2 separate regions of the Homo sapiens genome follow, and region 2 is linked to region 1. A link is an interaction called in ENCODE POLR2A ChIA-PET data of the cell type or tissue named here. Cell type or tissue: Caco-2. All regions are shown on one strand.

The links. Peaks named below come from ENCODE experiments on the same cell type or tissue, not always from the same donor. Only the 100,000 strongest peaks of a DNase experiment are listed, where the experiment ranks them.
Region 2: POLR2A ChIA-PET joins it to region 1 with 7 read pairs; 6 of 35 experiments call an interaction of 5 or more read pairs at or near these places.

What each region holds. Positions count from the first base shown.
Region 1 is chr20:32,693,588-32,697,587 of GRCh38, reverse strand. No RefSeq gene overlaps it. Among named protein-coding and RNA genes, the nearest start is that of C20orf203, 22 kb to the right of the region's middle. In Caco-2, no CTCF peak of the experiment used is centred here; a DNase peak (open chromatin) is centred at 1,517.
Region 2 is chr20:32,823,327-32,827,326 of GRCh38, reverse strand. It overlaps MAPRE1 (microtubule associated protein RP/EB family member 1), which reads right to left. Exons shown (of 7, transcript NM_012325.3): 2 at 1,279-1,402. The coding sequence starts at 1,399. Among named protein-coding and RNA genes, the nearest start is that of MAPRE1, 5.4 kb to the right of the region's middle. In Caco-2, no CTCF peak of the experiment used is centred here; no DNase peak of the experiment used is centred here.

The sequences.
Region 1 (4,000 bases):
GCCTCTTCTCCCCTTGGGCTCACAGTGCTGCCCCACATTTCTAAAGGCCTCTCCTGATAGTTCTTGGCCATAATAAACACACCTTGGGCCCTCATTCCTCTGCTTCAGGGGTTAGGAGTGCAAGCTCTGAAGTCAGACTGCCTGGGGTTTCTTTTTTCGCTTTGTAGAGAGCGGGGTGGGGGGAGGGGGGGCTGTCTCACTGTATTGCCCAGGCTGGTCTCAAACTCTTTGACTCAAGTGATTCTCCCGCCTCGGGCCTCCCAAAGCATCAAGATTACAGGTGTGAGCCACCACACCCAGCCCTGCTTGGGTTTCAATACTGGCCTTTCTGCTTATTAACTGTGTGACCTTGGGCAAACTCCTTAACATCTGAGAACCTTAGTTTCCCCGTTTGTAACAGGGTTATAATTCTCAGCTCACAAGGTTATTGGGGTAGATCACTTCACACAGAGCATGCTTAACTAACCAGTGAGCTACTTATTATCAAATCGTAATTATTTGTTCCCAGGATTCTCTTTCCCACTAGCCCCTGAGTTTCTTTCTTTCTTTTGTGCGTGTGTGTGTGTGTGTGTGTGTGTGTGTGTTTTGTTTTGTCTTGTTTTTGAGACAGAGTCTTGCTCTCTTGCCCAGACTGGAGTCCAGTGGCACCATCTTGGCTCACTGCAACCCCCACCTCCGGGGTTCAAGCGATTCCTGTGCCTCAGCCACCTAAGTAGCTGGGATTACAGGCACCTGCCACCACACCCAACTAATTTTCATATTTTTAGTAGAGAAGGGTTTTGCCATGTTGGCCAGGCTGTTCTCAAACTCCTGTGCTCAAGCGATCTGCCTGACTCGGCCTCCCAAAGTGCTAGAATTACAGGCGTGAGCCACCATGCCCAGCCCATGAGCTTCGTGATAGGAGACTTGCTTTTCAGCTCAATCACCCCTACAATCAGCATCATTCAGCCCCGCTCCTCCTCCCCAAGCCAGCCTTGGAACAGGTCCTGCCCTTTGTTGAAATGAAATGAGGCTGAGTGTAGAGCCTCCATGGAAGCAATGTTAACAAACCTCCCTGACTTTAGAAGAAGAAATCCAGGCCAGGTGTGGTGGCTCACACCCGTAATCCCTGCACTTTGGGAGGCCGAGGCAGGCGGATCACCTGAGGTCAGGAGTTCGAGACCAGCCTGGCCAACATGGTGAAACCCCATCTCTACTAAAAATACAAAAACTTAGCCAGGTATGGTGGCTCGTGCCTGTAGTCCCAGCTACTCCAGAGGCTGAGACACAAGAATTGCTTGAACCCGGGAGGTGAAGGTTGCAGTGAATTGAGATCCCGCCACTGCACTCCAGCCTGGGCGACAGAGTGAGGCTCTGTCTGAAAAAAAAAAAAAAAAAAAAAAAAAAAAAAAGGCCAGGGAAGTTGTTTTCATTGTGGGTCAGTTTTAACATAGATCACAGATAGCTCCACAGTGTAAGGGGGCCCTCTTCCCAGAGCAGTTGACTATCCTGCTCCATGACTCCACCAACATTCTTGGAGCGCCTCATATGGGCAAAGGCTTTGCTAGGCCCTGGGGGAGGGAGTGATAAGCCCTGAACACAGATAACTGACAAGTTGTTTTTTCTTTTTTTCTTTCTTTCTTTCTTTTTTTTTTTTTTTTGAGACGGAGTCTTGCTCTGTCACCAGGCTGATGTGGCGCGATCTCGGCTCACTGCAACCTCTGACTCCCTGATTCAAGCGATTCTCCTGCCTCAGCCTCCCCAGTAGCTGGGATTACAGGCATGCGTCACACCACACCCAGCTAATTTTTGTATTTTTAGTAGAGGTGGAGTTTCACCGTGTTCGCCAGGATGGTCTCAATCTCCTGACCTCGTGGTCCACCTGCCTGGGCCTCCCAAAGTACTGGGATTACAGGCGTGAGCCACCGCACCTGGCCAGGTTGTTTTTTCTATGTAAGAGTAGATTATATCCTCACTCCCATTTACAATAGTTCAGAGCCCATTATGAACTCCAGAACTACTACAGTTCCTTTGCTGGATTGGAATTTTGTCACGAATATACTCTGTTGAATAAGGGGCATTGATCAGGCTCTGCAGACTGTCAAGGGGGATTTTGCTGCAATGCTGGGGGATTTGGGCAGGATTTTTCTTACTGTTAGCACTGCACCTTTGCATTGATTCACTGTTCTTCCAATTCTGTTTAGAAATCTGCTGTCTGGTAATCTCACTTTTGATTGCAGTTTATTTGCTTTTGGAGTATAGTGTTCATTAGGATGGTAATAGTCTGGCCCAAGAGGAGATGAGCCAGAAATACCTGTATTCTTTCCCTGGAGGGAAGAGGACTGGCTTGGCTGGGATGGGAAGATCAAGTGGGGGGAGGGGGTGTTGATTGTTCAGTTCTTTTTTTTTTTCTTTCATTTTTTCACTTTTTGGCCTATCATTCTTGTTTCCTATAACTGTTCAGTTCTGACACTATTGTTTATTTTTACTATAGTGGCATTAAAAAAAGAACCTGGGGGCCGGGCACGGTGGCTTACGCTTGTAATCCCAGCACTTTGGGAGGCCGAGGCAGGTGGATCACAAGGTCAGGAGATCGAGAGCATCCTGGCTAACACAGGTGAAACCCCGTCTCTACTAAAAATATAAAAAATTAGCCGGGCGTGGTGGCAGGTGCCTGTAGTCCCAGTTACTTGGGAGGCTGAGGCAGGAGAATGGCGTGAACCCAGGAGGCGGAGCTTGCAGTGAGCAGAGATCACACCACTGTGCTGCAGCCTGGGCGACAGAGCTAGACTTCGTCTCAAAAAAAAAAAAAAAAAAAAAAAAGAAGCTGGGCCTGGCACAGTGGCTCACATCTGTAATCTCAGCCCTTTAGGAGGCCAAGGCAGGAGGATCATGTGAGGCCAGGAGTTCCAGACCAGCCTGGTCAACATAGCAAAACCCTGTCTCTACAAAAAACTTAAAAATTAGCCAGGTGTGGTGGCATGTGACTGTAGTCCCAGTTGCTCTGGAGGCTGAAGTGGGAGGATTGCTTGAGCCGGAGTTAGAGGCTGCAGTAAGCCATGATCTGTGCCACTACACTCCAGCCTCATATTTTAAAAATAAAAAAGCTGATGATGTTGTGGAAAGTCCTCAAATAGCCCAAGTGGTCAACTGCTCTCTTGTGGGACCAGCAACCTGACACATGAGCATTTGCCAGAGTGGAAAATGGCCTTTCTGAAAGACAGAACACTCAACAACAAATATTTTTCTAAAGGATACTTGATCTTTTCCAAGTTGCTTTATTTTTTTTTTTTGAGACAGAGTCTCATTCTATTGCCCGGGCTGGAGTGCAGTGGTGTGACCACGACCCACCGCAGCCTCGACCTCCTGGGCTCAGGTAATTCTCCCTGGTAGCTGGGATTACAGGCATGCACCACTATGCCCAGCTAATTTTTTTTTTTTTTTTTGTATTTTTTGTAGAGACAGGTTCTCACTCTGTTGCCAGGGTTGGTCTCAAACTCCTGGGCTCAAGGGATCCTCCTGCCTTGGTCTCCCAAAATGTTGAGATTATAGGCATGAGCCACCACGCCTGGCTGGGGTTTTGTTTTTGTTTTTTTAACATTTGTCACATTTCACAAAGGTATTTCAGAATCTCTGAGAAAAGTGCTATAATGTCTAATGATACTTTATATTTGGACAGCACTTTCGTTTGTTTTTTTTGGCGGGGGGGGTGGGAGAAGTCAAGTAACTTACATATAGTGAAATTTACCCTTCTTGAGTATGCAGTTCAGTGAGTTTTGATAAATGTGTAATGGTAGTGTAATCACTACCACAGTCAAGACATGGACAATTTTCATTACCCCACGAAGTGCCCTCATGTGTGGTTAGAGTCAGCCCTCCCATCAGCACAGTCCTGGCAGCCACTGACCTGGTTTCTGTCCCTACTGTTTTGCCTTTTCCAGAATGTCATTTAAGTGACATCATTCATTATGGAGACTTGTTTTATTTTTTATTTTTTATTTTTTGAGAAGGAGTCTCGCTC
Region 2 (4,000 bases), 130 kb before region 1:
AAGCGTTTCTCCTGCCTCAGCCTCCAGAGCAGCTGGGATTACAGGCGCCTGCCACCACCCCCGGCTAATTTTTTTGTACTTTTAGTAGAGACGGGGTTTCACCATGTCGGCCAAGCTGGTCTTGAACTCCTGACCTCAGGTGATCTGCCTGCCTCAGCCTCCCAAAGTGCTGGGATTATAGGCGTGAGCCACCACACCGAGACTTTAAATCATTACATCTTTGCCAAATTATTGTTAAACAGTAGTTCCATAAAATTGTGGCTGAAATGATATTTGCTAGACTTTGATCTTGTACTTCTTGGGAATAAGAAATGCCACTGATGAACATAAAACTAGAACAGCAGACAGTAGTTAATACAATTACTGTCCTCAAATAAAACATGCAATCTGGATGCACAATAATAGACACCAAGAAGTCGGGGCTGAGCTTCAGGCCTCAGAATGCAGTCTCTAGAGCAGAAGATGGTGGACCTGCAGGCCAGAGCACACTCTTTATTTAAGTATAGTTCCAACCAGGCATGGTGGCTCATGCCTGTAATCCCAGCACTTTGGGAGGCTGAGGCAGGCAGATCATTTGAGGTCACGAGTTCGACCTCATGGTGAAACCCCGTCTCCACTAAAAATACAAAAAAATTAGCCAGGTGTGGTGATGCACGCCTGTAGTCCCAGGTACTTTGGAGGCTAAAGTAGGAGAATCGCTTGAACCCGGGAGGCGAAGGTTGCAGTGAGCCAAGACTGCACCACTGCACTCCAGCCTGGGCAATAGCGCCAGACCCCATCTCAAAAAAAAAAAAAAAAAAAAAAAAAGGCCGGGCGTGGTGGCTCACACCTGTAATCTCAGCACGTTGGGAGACCGAGGCAGGCAGATCATGAGGTCAGGAGATCAAGACCATCCTGGCTAACACGGTGAAACCCCATCTCCACTAAAAAAAATACAAAAAAATTAGCCAGGCGTGGTGGCAGGCGCCTGTAGTCCCAGCTACTCAGGAGACTGAGGCAGGAGAATGGTGTGAACCCGGGAAGCGGAGCTTGAAGTGAGCCGAGATCGCGCCACTGCACTCCAGCCTGGGCAACAGAGCGAGACTCTGTCAAAAAAAAAAAAAAAAAAAAAAGTTCCTTTGGAAGCAGAAGCAAAGGCAGGGCTGAGAGGAAGAAACAGGGTGGCCCTAACAAAGACCCTGAACCTCTGTGTGTGGCTTTGCAGTCAGATACAGGCCTTCACATTCCTGAAAAACCTACAGGCTTTCCTAGAAAAATGATCCAGCAGATTTCTCTTACCTGAGCACAACTGTTCGATCTTTGTCAGATTCAACTGCAGAGACTCATTGATCCAGGCCAGCATGTCATGTCGACTTAGGTTATCACTGGTCACTGACGTTGAGTATACGTTCACTGCCATCTTCTAAAGCATGGGAAGAAAAGAGAAGGGCCTGTGTTACATTAGGCATGCAAGTAAGGTCAAGTGTTTCCTAGAGAGTCACCAAAAGCAAACCTGTAGGAACACTCAATTTTATTTTATTTTATTTTATTTTATTTTGAGACAGAGTCTCACTCTGTCGCCCAGGCTGGAGTGCAGTGGCACGACCTCGACTCAACTGCAACCTCCCAAGTTCAAGTAATTCTCCTGCCTCAGCCTCCCGAGTAGCTGGGATTACAGGCGTGTACCACCACACCCAGCTAATTTTTGTATTTTTAGTAGAGATGGGGTTTCACCATGTTGGCCAGGCTGGTCTTGAACTACTGGCCTCAGGTGATCCACTCACCTTGGCCTCCCAAAGTTCTGGGATTACAGGTGTGAGCCACTGCGCCCAGCCTAGGTACATTGACTTTTTAAGCCTCACCTTCTTCCCCATGAGGCCAAACGAGAGACACTAAGATTCCAGCCACAGAATCTGGATTTCCACATACAAACATGACCTGAAATGAACTGCCCAACACCAGCCAGACTAAAATTGAGGCCCCATTTTAATGTGATTAATATACAATTCTAAACTATAAGAGGCACTAAATAAAGGGATGAGTAAGTGCTTTTATGATGGGAGGCAGATGCATAAACGAGAATGCTTTCTGTTTAGAAAACATCAGCCCAAAGTTACCCATAAAGATATCAAAATGTTACAATTTTCTTCAGATAATGGTTTTTTGTTTGTTTGTTTCTTTCTTTTTTTTTTTTTTTTGAGACAGTCTTGCTCTGGTGCCCAGACTGGAGTGCAATGGCACGATCTCAACTCACTGCAACCTCCGCCTCCCAGGTTCAAGTGATTTTCCTGCCTCAGCTTCTCAAGTACCTGGGATTACAGGCGCATGCCACCATGCCTGGCTAATTTTTGTATTTTTAGTAGAGACAGGATTTCAGCATGTTAGCCAGGCTGGTCTAGAACTCCTGACCTCAGGTGATCCACCCACCTAGGCCTCCCAAAGTGCTGGGATTACAGGCGTGAGCCACCACGCCTGGCCCGATGGGTTTTTATTAATTCCTATTTATAGTTTTCACTACTTCCCAAATTTTCCTTAAAGACTATACCTAGGCCAGGCACACTGGCACATGCCTGTAATACCAGCACTTTGGGAGGCTGACGTGGGAGGAGCGCCTGAGTCCAAGAGGTTGAGGCAGTGAGATCCTATTTCCAAAAAAAAAAAAAAAACTATAAATTCTTTCATAATTGAAAAAGTAAATCAGCTTTTCAATACCTAGATATTAAAAAGGCAGTATCAAATGACCTTACAGGTGAAGAATCCTTGTAGTTAATTCTCTGCAGAGCTACCTGGCAATGGTAGGGCATCTGTGGGCCTAAGTGCCAGATACTTCACAGACACTTGTTGTTTAACCCTGACAGCCCTCTGCAAGGTTCACTTCATGTCCCTCATTTTACAGGTGAGGACAAGAGAGGCCCTGGGGTTGGCAGGCAAGCCTGCCCAGCCCCAGCCTCCACATTCTCTTCCCTCCCTTTTCTGCTAGGCTTTCAAATTCAAAACAATAAACACACAGCAATGAGTCTAATTTTCAAATGCTAGTAAATGTGGGCGTTATTGTCTATGAGCACCAGTGTAGTCAACCGTCACTCATTCTACAAATGTTTACTAGCTCTACCGCGTGCTAGGCACTGTTCTAGGGACCAGGATACAGAAAAGCAAGAGACAAGGTGCCTGTCCACAGGGAGTTCACATTCTAGTGGTGCAAAGTCTGACACTGACCAAATACACCAACAAACATCATTTCATACCAACCACTTATGCAACGGGGTTTACGGAATGTGGTCAGAGGAAGCCTCTCTGAGATGAACAGTTGAGCTTAAGGATCAGAGAAAGAAGCAACCACATGAAGCTCTAGAGATAGGGCTCTCCAGCCCAGTGAGCAAGGAGAGCAGAGCCTGAGGTGGGAACAGAAGGAGTTAGGATTTTATTCTATTAAGAAATCCACTGTTGGGTTTGTTTTTTGAGGCAGGGTGTCACTCTGTCACCCAGGCTGGAGTGCAATGCCACAATCACGGCTCACTGCAGCCCTGACTTCCCAGGCTCAAGCCATCCTCTTGACTCATCTTCCCAAGTAGCTGGGACTACAGATGGTCACCACCAAGCCCAGCTAATTTTTTAATTTTTTGTAGAGACCAGGTCTCATTTTGCGGCCCAGCCTCAAACAATCCTCCGCCTCAGCCTCCCAAGGTGCTGGGATTACAGGCATGAGCCACCACACCCAGGCACTTTCAGGTTTTAAGTGCGGTAGAATCTTGCTCTCATTACAGTTTGAAAAAGATCACATTGACTACTAGTAGAGAACAGACAGTAGGGAGGGAAGACTCAAGATAAAGGCAGGCTAATCCAGATCTAAATCAAATCCCTGAGCAGTCACCATGAGGACACACTATGAAATACCAGAGACTTCATAGTGACCTAGACACTTAACAATTTTCTTCATTTCATAAGACAGCAACATTACCAGTGGGGAGGGGCAGGGGAAAGATGCAGAGCAATCTGGAACAATCCTGAGATCCCAGCCCCT